3 separate regions of the Homo sapiens genome follow, and regions 1 and 3 are each linked to region 2. The links are chromatin contacts, found by Hi-C or POLR2A ChIA-PET in ENCODE. All regions are on one chromosome and are shown on one strand. Each heading gives the region's core, a stretch centred on a gene start or an enhancer-like site at or near the end of the contact. The rest is flanking DNA. Distances are from core to core; before and after follow the strand shown. Region 1 holds the start of CLYBL (citramalyl-CoA lyase). Region 2 holds the start of ERCC5 (ERCC excision repair 5, endonuclease). Region 3 holds the start of DOCK9-DT (DOCK9 divergent transcript).

Region 1 (4,526 bases), core at 392-2,891, 3.2 Mb before region 2:
AAGGAGAAGTCTCAGTAATTACTGCACTCCAGCCTGGGCGACAGAGCGAGACTCCATCTCAGAAAAAAAAAAAAAAAAAAAGATAAGTAATATTGGCCTGGCATGGTGGCTCATGCCTGTAAGCCCAGCACTTTGGGAGGCTGACGCGGATGGATCACTTGAGGCCACGAGTTCGAGACCAGCCTAGCCAACATGGTGAAACCCTATCTCTACTAAAAATACAAAACAATTAGTTGGAAGTGGTGGCACTTGCCTGTAGTCCCAGCTACTCAGGAGGCTGAGGGGTGAGAATCACTCAAGCCTAGGAGGTGGAGGTTACAGTGTGTGAGCTGAGATCGTGCCACTGCACTACAGCCTGGGCGACAGAGCAAGACTGTCTCAAAAAAAAAAAAAAAGTAATATTCTAAACTAAAAACCAAGATAATGGAAAAATCCCATTATGAACAAAATATCAAAATTTTAATTAAAGACAGGATTGGTGTTACTGAAATTGCCTTTGCCTCAGGCTTCAGTATGGCTGGACCGGGCACTGGCTGGGACTAAGGTGGTGACAAGAAAGTGACCAAATTGGAGTAGACAGGCGAGGCCTGAGGTGGAGCAGGCGTGGGAGCTGGGGGAGGGCACCAAGGGGTTGAGCAGTCTCCCCTGTTGGTATCGAATATAACAATAATTCTTAGGCTCAGCAGAAGTTTAGCATCCATGTTCCCAGTCACCTGGACTTTTCCAAATCTTGGAACCCCCTCTGGCTGAAAAGGCTTTTGTTTGTTTAAACGGCCACTTTTTGCATCCAAGAGCACAAGTCAGCTTCCACTGGAAGGTTCTGAGAAACGGTTTCAGGTTTAAGTCTAGAGCATGAATGGAACGGAGTCACAGCTGAAAAAGAAACATGCCGAGTGCCAAGGAAAAGACATGGTTAAGGGGTAACATGGGCCCGGGTAGGTGAAGGTCGGCAGGTGGAGGCCGGCTGGATCAGGGAAGGTGAAAGAAGAGGCAGGGGCAGGGCCCAGCCTGTTTTAACGCCTCGGCGTTCTCACCGCTGCAGAACGGCTGCAGGGGGCAGAGTAAAGAGCTGCTGTCAGTTTCCCTGCCCAGAGAGTGCCAACAGCTGCTCTGACCTATTGCAGGCATGTGTGTTCCAGGATGCAGCCTTCCTGCACTTTGACCACTCTAGATTAATTGCTAACCAAGATATGCACATGATGGGGCTCACAAAGTATTAGGCGGTATTTTAACAACAAAAGCTGCGAAGAAATCCCTAGAAATGTTGGCTCTTCTGGCTGGGAAAACGCAGTCTGTCAACAGTTGCCTCAAAAACTCAGAAGCTCAGAGAGTTGGATTCGGTCACCAGAGAGGCCCCTCAAAGAGGCCCCAACCATTCAGATCCTCTGCTCTGTCCCCCATGACAGCGGGGACGAAGGTCCTAAGCCCTGGCCGGGAGGGCAGTTGACCTCGGGACTCGCCGCGGGGCGGAGCGGGTGCTGGGAGGAAGGAGGGCGTGGCTGGCGGGGTGTGGCTGGCGGGACGGGGCGGGGCGAAGACAGAGCGAGGCGGGGCCTGGGACGGGGGGGGGGTCGGTGTCGCCGTGGGGGCGTGGAATGTGGGGTGGGCGTGGCTAAAGGCAAAGGGCGGGGCGCGCGCGTCGGGAAGATGGCGCTACGTCTGCTGCGGAGGGCGGCGCGCGGAGCTGCGGCGGCGGCGCTGCTGAGGCTGTGAGTGCAGGTCCCCGTTCCCCGCCTTCCCGGCCCGGCTCGCCGCGGGTCGGCTCCTGTTGCAGCCCCGCGGGCCGGGCGCGGCCTCCCCAAGCCCTCACGGGAACCCAGCCGGACGGAAGCACCATGCGCCTCCCACGCGCTGGCTCGACCTCGTCCAAGGTCGCTGCCGCCCGCGCCTCCCTTTGGGAGGGCCCTCGTTGCACCCGGAAAATGGGTACACACCTTAGGTCGAATTACCTGGACTCAGCCCCAGGAAACAAAACTGCCTGCCTCCCCCAAATGGCAAACGTGAACGCGCCAGTCTTTGAGAGGCGGCTTGCCTGGTGAAGAACACCTGCGGTTCGTTTAACACAGCGGTTCCCAAACGGTTTGGTCTCAGGACCCGTTTACACGTCTAAAAATAATTTGAGGACCCCCCAAAGCTTTTGCTTATATCTATTGATTTTTGTGCATGAGGAATTAAACCAGAAATTTAAAAAATATTCACTTAATAACAAACCCATTAACTTTTAATACAAATAACACTTTAATGCATAACTTCTCAAAAAAAAAGTGAGAAGATTGGCTCATGGTTTTTATATTTTTGAAAATTTCTTTGGTTTAATAAAGGACAGCTGGAGTCTCATATCAGCTGTTTTGAAGGAAATATTTGAAAGAAATTCTGGGCTCATGCAGATGCAGATATTAGTTGGGAAAGGGAGGACCAAGCAGACCCTCTCAACGGGTCTCAGGGACCCCCTCAGGTGTCTTTGGACCACACTTTGAGAACCGCTGGTCTAGCACTTGCCCATCGCCTAGGTACGTGCACATACATGGTCTCATTTGGTTCCCTTGACCACCATGTGAAGAAGTTGGGTGTCATGTTTATAAAGATGAAAAAACAGGGTCAGAAAGGTTAAGGATTCTCAAAGCCCTATGACCAGTAATGAGAGAGTTTGGTTCAAACACTAAGTGTATGGCTCCTGGTCTGGAACTTCTTTATTTATTTATTTTTATTTTTTGAGACAGAGTCTCGGTCTGTCACCTAGGCTGTAGTACAGTGGTGTAATCTCGGCTTACTGCAACCTCCACCTCCTGGGTTCAAGCGATTCTCATGCCTCAGCCTCCTGAGTGGCTGGCATTACAGGTGTGCACCACCACCCCTGGCTAATTTTTGTATTTTTAGTAGAGACAGAGTTTCGCCATGTTGGCCAGGCTGTTCTCGAACTCCTGACCTCAAGGGGGTCCACCCGGATCAGCCTCCCAAAGTGCTGGGATTACAGGCGTGAGCCACCATGGCCGGCCTGGTGGTCTGGAACTTCTTTTTTTTTTTTTTTTTTTTTTTTTCCGAGATGGAGTTTCGCTTTTGTCGCCCAGGCTGGAGTGCAATGGCGCCATCTCAGCTGACTGCAACCTCCGCCTCCCGGATTCAAGTGATTCTCCTGCCGCAGCCTCCGGAGTAGTTGGGATTACAGGGCGTCCGCCACCATGCCCGGCTAATTTTTGTATTTTTAATAGAGACGAGGTTTCACCATGTTGGCCAGGCTGGTCTGGAGCTCCTGACCTCGGGTGATCCACCTGCCTCGGCCTCCCAAAGTGTTGGGATTAAAGGCGTGAGCCACCGTGCCCGGCCTGGGTCTGAACTTCTTACGTCTTCTTGCACTGTGACTCTTCAGTCACCCATGTCCTATGGGAGGACCCACCTAGTCTTATGCATCCCACTTTCCCATTTCCTCCGCTGCCCCTGGCACAGGGGAGTCACCCCTCGCCCTAGAGGAGCAGCTCAGGCAGTGTATCCAGGCTGGTCCAGAAGGGTCCTTTTCTGGCGCCTTTTGAGGGGGCCAGCGTCTGTGACCTGTTCAGTAGCGGGTCCAGTGAGCGCACACAGTCCCCACGCCAGTACGCTGGGGGTTAACTCAGTGCTCCTCACCCGCCTTAGCACACTGGTCTGTTCTCGACATGTCTACCCGCTGAATATAGGATTCTTGATTGGCATTTTTTTTCCTTTGAGCATTTTAAAGCGTATTATCGCACTGTCTTTTTGCCTCCATTATTCTAATGAGAATTCAGACGTTAATGTTATTAGGGTTCTATGTAAGTGATGAGTCTTTTTTTTTTTTTTTTTTTTTTTTTTTTTGCTTGATTTTCTCTTTGTCTTGGTCTTTCGGTGGTTTTATTATGATGTGTGTAGATCTGTTTGAGTTTATCCTCTTGGAAGTTTATTGAGTTTCTTGGATGTGTATACATCAAATTTGGGAAGTTTTTGGCTATTGTTCTCTCAAAAAAGTCTACTCTCTTATCTCTCTCTTCTCTTTCGGAGGCTCCCATTGCGTATATGTTGGTGTAGTTGATGGAACCCCACAGGTCTTTGAGACTGTTCCATTTTCTTTCTGTTCCTCAGGCTGGACAATGTCAATTGACCTGTCTTTGTTTTTTTTTTTTTTTTTTTTTTTTTTGAGACAGAGTCTTGCTCTGTCACCAGGCTGGAGTTCAGTGGCGCAATTTCTGCCCACTGCAACCTCTGACTCCCGGGTTCAAGCGATTCTCCTGCTCCAGCTTCCCGAGTAGTTGGGATTACAGGCACGCGCCACCACGTCCAGCTAATTTTTGTATTTTTAGTAGAGACGGGGTTTCACCATGTTGGCCAGGATGGTCTCGATCTTCTGACCTCGTGATCCACCTGCCTTGGCCTCCCAAAGTGCTGGGATTACAGGTGTGAGCCACCGTGCCCAGCCGACCTGTTTTTAGGTTTGCTGATTGCTCCGTCTTCCAACTCAAATCATTTTCATTTTAATCCAGAACTTCTTTCTTTTTGGAGAATGAGTCTCACTCTGT
Region 2 (4,281 bases), core at 189-2,688:
ACAACTGTGACTTCAGGGATGCTAAACACCATAGTGAGGCACGATGCGGGGATTTGAATCTTGGCCTGAGGGTTCCAGAGCTGTGGCCTTTTCTGGGGTTACTCTGTTAATTGATTTCTAGTCCTTTCTGATCTACAAGCCGCGGCATTATAACTTTTAGATGCTGAAGAAAACTAAACTATATGTCAAGGATTAAGGCTTGTGAACCCCCAAAATTTGGGACAGGTCTCAGTTAATTTAGAAAGTTTATTTTGCCAACGTTAAGGACGCGCAGCTGTGACACAGCCCCAGGAAGTCCAGATGACATGTGCCCAAGGTGGTTGGGGCACAGATTGGTTTTATACATTTTAGGGAGACAGGAGACATCAATCAACATATGTAAGTACACTGGTTCCTTCCAGAAAGGTGGGGACAACTCGGAAGCAGGAAGGGCTTCTAGGTCACAGGTAGATGAGAGACAAAAGGCTGCATACGAGTTTCTGATAAGCCTTTCCAAAGGAGACAATCAGAATATGCATCTATCTCAGTGAGCAGAAGGATGACTGACTAGAATGGGAGGCAGGTTTTGCCCTGAGCAGTTCCCAGCTTGACTTTTCCCTTTTGCTTAGTAATTTTGGGACCCTAACATTTTCACAGGCTTTAAATTTTATTATTCTTTAGTTACTACGTGCTAGCATATAAATAAATAGTACAAAACCAAGAAGGCATCCACCTTTTGGTTGTCTCTTCACGTGTAAAACAACACTTTGTGTTAAGTATCTTCACACACGGCGGCGCAAAGGTAGAAACCGATACTAAAAAAGCGTGTAGAAAATAGTTCCCAGCCTGGGCAACACAGGGAGACCTCATTTCTACAAAAATAATTCGCCAAGCATAGTGGTGCGCACCTGCGGTCCCAGCTACTTGAGAGGCTGAGATGGGAAAGTTGCTTGAGCTCGGGCAGCAGGAGTTCCAGGCTGCAGTGAGCTAAGAATGCGCCACTGGACTCCAGTATGGGCGACAGCGTGAGACCCTGTCTCAAACAAAAACAAAAGCCCGTTACTCCACCAAGAAGGCGCTTTTGCACATTGTTTTAATGCTTAACGCCTTCAGGATGCCAGCGTGACGGAAGCAAGTAACCACCAAGGCATCACCACTGGCGCTAAACTTCTCACTTCCGGAGTGCTGCAAGCGCAGAAAATATACGTCATGTGCGGAGGCGGAGCTTCCGCCCTGCGCGTCGTATTAGACGGAAACCGAGCGGGCCCATTTTTCATGGGTTTGCGGACCCACCAGCGAAGGCGGGAGGTGTCGCAGGGACATCTTCTGGCTGTTTCCGTCGCCTGCGTGGCCCTTGCACCCCGGTCTTCCATTAGCGGCGCAGACGTTTGGGCCTAAGCGCTGGGCGAGGCGAGGCCCTGCCCCTCCCCGCCAACGGCCATTCTCTGGACCTGTCTTTCTTCCGGGAGGCGGTGACAGCTGCTGAGACGTGTTGCAGCCAGAGTCTCTCCGCTTTAATGCGCTCCCATTAGTGCCGTCCCCCACTGGAAAACCGTGGCTTCTGTATTATTTGCCATCTTTGTTGTGTAGGAGCAGGGAGGGCTTCCTCCCGGGGTCCTAGGCGGCGGTGCAGTCCGTCGTAGAAGAATTAGAGTAGAAGTTGTCGGGGTCCGCTCTTAGGACGCAGCCGCCTCATGGGGGTCCAGGGGCTCTGGAAGCTGCTGGAGTGCTCCGGGCGGCAGGTCAGCCCCGAAGCGCTGGAAGGGAAGATCCTGGCTGTTGGTATCCTTAACGCCGCGTTGGGACTTGGGGTGCAGGGATTCGGGGCTGGATTCCTCGCGGGGCTCTGCCTTGGGCACAGTGGCATCTGCAGGATGATGGTCTTGGGTCGGGGTCGGGGTCGCTATAGAATCTCTGTCACTAGGTTTTCTAAGTACAGTCGTCCCTCGGTATCCCCGGGGCTTTGGTTCCAGCCCCTCCTCCGTATACCACGATGTTCAAGTTCCTTCAACTCCCTTATATAATGGCGTGGTATTTGCATATAAACTACCCACTTCCGTAATCTTTTAAATCGTTTCTAGCTTACTTGTAATGCCGAATGCAATGTAAGTGATCTGTAAATAGTTGTTATACTGTATTTTAAAATTTTTTGTAGTTTTTATTGGTATGTTTTATTTATTTATTTTTTTCCATCGCAAATATTTTTGATCCGTGGTAGGTTGATTGCGGAATCGGGTGATGAGGCGGGCCGCCCTGTCTGCTTTCCCCAGCTTTGCAGTCTTAGCGGCCTGTGCATCCTGGTTTGTCACTTTGTGGCAGTGCTTTATGTTCCTCTCTGCCTTAGTTCTCTCATCTGCAAAGTAGAGGTGGTGATAGTATCTACACACAGGATTGGAATGAGGAATAAAGAAATTGCCTACATGAGAGAAGTTTAGTGCGATTAATACAGTAAATCTTAAAGTTATTATCCTGTCCGGGAGGTCAGTAAGGAGAGCAGAGTAGACTTCGACGATTAGTTTTGCTTGAGTCTTGCCCCATTTATGTTTCTTAGAGGAAGGATAGTGTGGACAGGTGTTTTACCCATTTTTTAAATTGACTTTTTAAGGACTATTGTTTCTGTACATGTTTGGCTGGTTTTGTTTGTCATTGGAATTAAATTCTTTTTTCATTAGCAAAACGTGATACTGCTTTTGAAATTTTTATCTTTTTCTTTGTTATGTAGTCATTTTTTTTTTTTTTTTGAGTATCTATTCTGGCTCAGAATCTGGTGATACCTTACACCAATTTCCTAAATGGGGATCTATGAGTCTAGGGGCTCGTGGGCTTGTGGAAAGAGTCCTGTAAATGATTGCGGGGGGATTGGGGACGGGAAATGGAGTGCAAGAGTGTGTGGGCGTTCAGCAAAGGAATCCCTGACTGTGGAGCCCTAATTCTTCAGTAGGTACAAAACTTATAAATAAAACGACATTGATAAGTTTTAAAACATAATGAGATTATCATTTTTTGCAAGTGAATAATCTTTAAATAAATCTGTAATTGATTTTTGGCTTAAAAGTTTTTATACAGGGTACTTTGAATTGGGGAAAGCCAAAGGATTTTTGTTTTGTTTTGTTTTGTTTTTTGTTTTTTAGAGCACATGCGCTGTTGCTGCCCTCAAGCTGTTGCTTAGTATCATTGCAGTCTAAAGATTTTCTCAGAAATAAAGGGTAAAGGTTAGTTTTCAGTGACAAGAACCCTTAAAACTTCAGCAAAGATTTAGATCATTTTATGTAGCAGCCCTTGTGAAGAATTACTAAAGAGGACTGTGGCCAGGCTCAGTGGCTTACGCCTGTCATCCCAGCACTTTGGGAGGTCAAGGCAGGAGGATCATTTGAGCCCAGGAGTTCAAGACCAGCCTGGGCAACATAGTGAACCCCTGTCTACACACAGTCAAAAAATTAGCTGGACGTGGTGGCCTGCACCTTTGGTCCCAGCTACACGGAAGGCTGAGGCAGGAAGATTGCTTGGGCCCAGGCGGTCAAGGCTGCAATGAGCCGTGTTCATGTCTGTCTCTGAATAAATAAATAAAAAGGACTGTGAAAGACATTCTAGTCATGACAACCTCATATATTTATAATAAACTCGTTTATGTCAAAGGAGTATATCTGATTACTTGTTCTACAATCGGTTTTGCTTTATTTCATTTTCACGGGAATTCAGACACCTGAAATTATTTAGATTTTATTGTATTGTTTGTTAATGACAAACTTACCCGTTATTATACTAGTTTCATAATTTACTCTTGTATCTCTATACTAAATTGTTTGGTCTTTAAACCATCTATATAGCTTAGTGTCTTATTTATACAGTCTAAATGTCTGTGTCAAATAATGCAGAAGTAAGTTAAACTTTTGTCTCTTATAGATTTTAATGTTTGTAATATGCGTTTAAGTGTATTAGCAAGATATTACCATCTCTTTAGGCTATGTATACTAATGGAGATTTTTAAGTCACCTAACTAAAGAACTAAAGAAACTTATTTTTTGTATTGAAATGTTATTGGTCTTTGGGTCTTATACCGAAAGTGATTTTTGGCTTTGCTGCAGATTTTAACTTTTCTGTCCGCAGAAATTTAATTTTGCGTATATAAACTTACTGAAATTAGACAAGTCAAATTATACAAATATTTTCAGATTGTCTCATTTTTCATATTTCTTGTCTAACAATTTATGTGAATATTTTCAGGTCGTCTAATTTTACATATTTCATCTCTAAGAATTCAAGCCAAAATTCTCAACCCTAGCTGAGAATTGGCATTACCTG
Region 3 (4,348 bases), core at 498-2,997, 3.8 Mb before region 2:
TAAATCCTTGTTTACTATGGATCAAACTGGAGTTGGAGAAATTTGGAGTTGGCAGAGCTAGCAATCGAGAGAAAATTCAAACTGAGCAAACTGGATATAGAAATCAGCGAAGCTTCATCTCCAATCTCCACAAACGTCATTCACGCAATTCTGTGTCTGCCCAGGAAGGGCATCGATCTGCCACCAAAATGATGCATCCGCCCCTGTGTTAAGGGGCCCGGCACTCTGCCCCGACAATCCCCCACAGGGCCCAGACAACCACTTCCAAGGCCCATCTTCTTGCACTGTTCCAACAAACACAAGTCACACCCACCCACAAACAAGCCCGTTTCAAGAAAACAAATGCCGGCGGCAACGCAAGGAGCTGCTAAAAGTTTCCAGCTGCCCTGCAGAGCTCGCTCCTGCTCAAACGTCGCTCCACTCCCGCACCATCCAGGTGAATCGGGTTGTAGTGCGTTTCCAAATACAGCAGGACCGGCGCTGGCTGTGAAAAAGTTAATCGAAAACTTCATCTTCCTCACACCCAGAGGCCTATTCTCTAAAGACGTTCTGCCACGGGAAGATTCGTTTTGGGCTGATGGCTTTGCTTACTTAGAACCCCCAAACGTCACAGGAATTTGCACCAATACTAAATTAGCGAGGGTTCCCATCATGCCCCCCAAGCCTTCCTAAAAGGCGGCCAAACTTCAGGATACCGGCTTGGAGGTGGGGGGCGCAGGAGAGGATGCCGAAGTCCTTCCCTCCTGGAGTTCAGCCAACTCAAAGGGTTAGCAGGGGCATCTCCCACCCTGAGCGCAGACTGGATGAGGAAGCCCCCACCTCAATTCCCCTGCGCCCCTCCAAAACATGGAAGGAGAGGGAGGCCGGGGGAGGGATACGGGGGAGGGATGCGGGGGAGGGGGGAGAGTGTAATTTCCCAGTTGACAGAAAGCAGGTAAATTGGGAGAGAGCGGGGTGAAAAGAGTGACAGGGCGACATCACTCTGCGGAAATTTCCCAGGAGGAAGGGGACAGCGATGGGGACAGGATCTTGGGTGGCGGGGAGGGGTCTGGGAGTTGCAGCCCCTCCAGGACCTTCTCTTCTCCCCTGTCCAACTCCCTCCCGCCGGCCCCACCTCTTGATTCCGCGGACCCAGCAGGGTCGGCCGCTCTGCCTCAGCCCTGCCGACTAAGAGGCGCCCGGCCCGGGGCCCGCAGCTGCCTGCGCCCCCGCCATCCTCCCCCGGCCCGCGGTCGTCCCGCACTCACCAGGAGCACGGAGCCGCGCACCACCTCAGACACGCTCTGCCGCAGCTCGGCCGCCGTGCCCGGCTTACTCAGCGCCCGGGTGAACTTCCGAGTCTCCGCCGAGGCGGGGAGCAGCGGCGGCTGCGACATCCTCCTGCCCCCGCCGCCTCCGCCTCCGCCTGCTCCCGCGGCCCGGCCCGGCCGCGCGGCCGCCAGGTGCGCCCTCGGCGCCCGGCCCGCTCCGCCCGCCGCTCCCGGCGCCGCCGCCGCCTGCTCCCCCCGCTGCTCGCCGCGAGTCCGGCCGCCGCAGCCCAGGCCGCGCCCTCTGCACCGTGTCACGCCCCAAGGCGCCCCCCTCGGCGTCCGCGGCCCCCCGCGATCGCAGCAGCGCCCGGGCTCGCTCCGGGCGACCGTGCGTGTGGCGGCGGCGGCTCCCCCATGCCACCAGCCTCCCTCGGCGACCACTCGCCGGGCCGCCTCCTCGGGGCGGGGTGTCCGGCGCGGCGCGGGCGGGGCGGGGCGCCCGGACGGCGGAGGAGGGGCCGCCGCGGCGGGACGGCGGGCCAGGCAGGTCGGCGCGGCCCGGCGCTGGAGCTAGGCGGCCGGACTGGCAGGGGCGGCGTGCCGCGCGGGACCCTCACTGGGGAAGGTGGGGGGTCGGGGCCGCCTCCGCCCCGGGCCGCACGTCCGAAGACCGGAGGAGGGGACTGCGCACGCCACCAAGAGGGCGCACAGCCGAGGCTGGACGATGCGCGGTTTCGGAGCAGGGTTTCCTGCCCAGGGAGCCCGGCTGCGCTCGAGGGGACCCCGAAGTCACCGGCAGGGTCGGAGCTCGGTGCACCACGCCCCCCCTCTGCGCCCGGGGCCTCTGCGGGGACAGAGGTCTCAGGAAAGTAGCCTTTATTTATGTGGCACCGATCGGAACCCGCGGCCGGCCAGGCGGACCTGGACGGAGCGTCCCTGCTCGGAACCTGGCGCGGGGCGCCGCGCGCTCGTGTGGCGCCTCGGCCTCCCCACCGTTCAGTCCCCGGAGGCACGGAGCTCGCGGCGGGACGATGACGGTTGGGCCGGGCCAGGCGTGGGAGACTCCCAGACTCCGGCCCGCCGGGACGGCCAGCTGCGTCACCTTGGACGTGGGCAATACTTCGGAGCCTCGGTTATGTCGCCTGTAACCTGAGGACAACGGCCTGGAAGGGGCTCAGGTGACACGGCGGCCCTCACTGGGGCCGATTTAGCCGGTCTGCCGCCCCTCCGCGCCGGACCGCCAGGCGGGGTACCAGGGAAACTGCGATGCGCCGGCTTGCGAGCCCACCGTGACGCAGAGCTGGCGGCCGCTAGCGACAGCCACCCTGTGAGGGACTTTCCCCCCAATACCCTAACCGCTTTCCTGTCCCTAAGGGCCCGCTCCCGCCCCGGCTCCGTTTCTGTCTCTCTGAGGAAGCCCGGCGCAGCCTAACCCTCACAGGGCCGCGGAGAGGGCGCGCCAGGCGGGGATTTGCGCCAGGCCCGCGGCGCATGCTCAGTGGTTGGGGACTGGGCGGGTACCCCGGGCGGGGAGCCTGACTGAACGGCGGCTCTGCTGATTGGTCGGGCTGCTCACGCCACGCCCGTTGCCTTCCGATGGACAGTTCCTTACCTGCCGGGTCGGCCTCCGCAGAGAGTGGTGGTCTTGAAAACCCAGTTTTGGGAGAATACCTGCCGCGCCTCCCGCCCAAATACCCAGAGGTTTCATAGCCGCCATCGCTGCGGTGGAGGAGGCCGCCTGTTGCGTCCCACCCCACCAGAAAGCCTAACACTGGCCTGAAGCGTAATCTTAAAGTGGTAGGGGAAAATACCGATCTAGCGCAGAGAGCAAAACACCTCCGTTCTGGGTTTAATGGGCAGGTCTGGAGGTGAGGTATGCCGTCCGCACTCAATAATTACTTGCAGGATCGGATTGTTTCTCCAGTGGGTGGGGACTGCAGGATGTAGCATTGAGTGAGCCTGGCAGATTGAAAGATAAAACAAGGGTGATGATAAAAACAATTACACACTAACCCATTTCCTCCTCCGTGAAATGAGGGAATGGCCCAGACATTTTCCAGACCTCTTCTGTCCTAAGAGTGGAGCTGGGTGACAGAGCAGGTGCAAGCCGGCCTTTCCCTGCCTCCCCGGGGAACGCACTCTGTTCGGTGAGAGCAACTCAGCTCGCATTGACTCCTTTCAGCTGCAGGAGTGTGGCCGTTCAGTTCTCATTTGAACTGTTGACAACAGTTGTCTTCTGAGAATCATGAGTTAGAGCCTCCCTTTAGGCTTCTGACTCCCTCAAAAGTACCAGACAACACAAACTTTTCCCCTCTTGTTACCTTGGCTCTCTAAGCTGTATCTACTTCTATACAAGGCGAACAATTTTGTCTTTTTAAATTAAAAACAACAACAAAAGCACCTAAGGTTGTAGGGTTTTATATTCTTTTTTCTTTTCTTTTTTTAAGAGCTATATGATTACAGTAGAGTGTGTGTGTGTGTGTGTGTGTGTGTGTGTGTGTGTAGTCTAAAGAACAAAATTTCAACAAATGGTTTTAAAGATCTAATTGGCTTCTATTAGCAATGCATGAACCAGGCAGCATTCTGACTACAAAATAGACGGGAGCTCTTGTGGGAATGGAAGAACAGCTGGGTTTTGTTAAGGTAACTTAAGCAGGAACAAGGGAAAAGCATAGTGCCGAAAGCACATCGGGTAACTTCAGGTTACTCTCCTTTATGGGTTAAAGCAGAGGGGGCTGCCTTAGCTGGCTCAGGCTGACTGGGCCCCGTTTGACTGGTTGCTGTGAATCTCCTGGTTTTTGGAAAACTGGCCCTTTTGGGGATTTTCCTGTTTTTTAAAATCTCTGTTTAGTTACGTGGCACCTAACACAGTGGCTTCATTTTAGTCTGGTCTGTTGGGGCCTAGTTCAGGAGCTCAGTCCAAGACAATGACCTACCATAAATTTTATTTAAATATATGTATATCTGGAAAGTGAAGAATTCCCCAAACCTACCAATTTTATCCATATCTCTACCACTCCTAAATTCTGTACTTACTTGCTGATTCAGTATATTCTAGAATTGGCAGATTTTCATTTAGGAAGCAGAGAACAACAGAC

What was found. Hi-C counts contacts between places; a loop is a spot of excess contacts on that map. ChIA-PET counts read pairs that join two places held with the same protein, here RNA polymerase II (POLR2A). Pooled maps may share reads with other maps.
Region 1: a pooled map shows a loop between it and region 2 (9-fold over the local background). The contact joins the promoter of CLYBL here to the promoter of ERCC5 in region 2. A Hi-C loop is called at or near these places in 1 of 37 single-sample maps with no recorded cell type and 8 of 50 pooled maps. POLR2A ChIA-PET finds 5 or more read pairs at or near these places in 2 of 52 experiments (CD4-positive, alpha-beta T cell and activated T-cell).
Region 3: a map of CD8-positive, alpha-beta T cell shows a loop between it and region 2 (6-fold over the local background). The contact joins the promoter of DOCK9-DT here to the promoter of ERCC5 in region 2. A Hi-C loop is called at or near these places in 2 of 168 maps with a recorded cell type or tissue (CD8-positive, alpha-beta T cell and naive thymus-derived CD4-positive, alpha-beta T cell) and 7 of 50 pooled maps.

The regions. Positions count from the first base shown.
Region 1 is chr13:99,605,049-99,609,574 of GRCh38, forward strand. It overlaps CLYBL (citramalyl-CoA lyase), which reads left to right and starts at 1,642. Exons shown (of 9, transcript NM_206808.5): 1 at 1,642-1,709. The coding sequence starts at 1,648. LOC105370332 (a long non-coding RNA gene) reads right to left here and starts at 801. Exons shown (of 3, transcript XR_931674.3): 1 at 714-801. RefSeq lists enhancers at 505-1,484, 1,407-1,701 and a silencer at 1,423-1,982.
Region 2 is chr13:102,844,594-102,848,874 of GRCh38, forward strand. ERCC5 (ERCC excision repair 5, endonuclease) reads left to right here and starts at 1,439. Exons shown (of 15, transcript NM_000123.4): 1 at 1,439-1,761. The coding sequence starts at 1,674. All of the region lies in intron 9 of BIVM-ERCC5 (BIVM-ERCC5 readthrough), which reads left to right. RefSeq lists enhancers at 369-1,193, 778-827, 1,038-1,827, 1,194-2,016 and a silencer at 2,178-2,227.
Region 3 is chr13:99,084,976-99,089,323 of GRCh38, forward strand. It overlaps DOCK9-DT (DOCK9 divergent transcript), which reads left to right and starts at 1,748. Exons shown (of 1, transcript NR_047482.1): 1 at 1,748-3,650. It also overlaps a transcript of DOCK9 not described here. RefSeq lists silencers at 1,080-1,559, 1,600-1,909, 2,000-2,059, 2,640-2,869 and enhancers at 1,750-2,311, 2,874-3,433.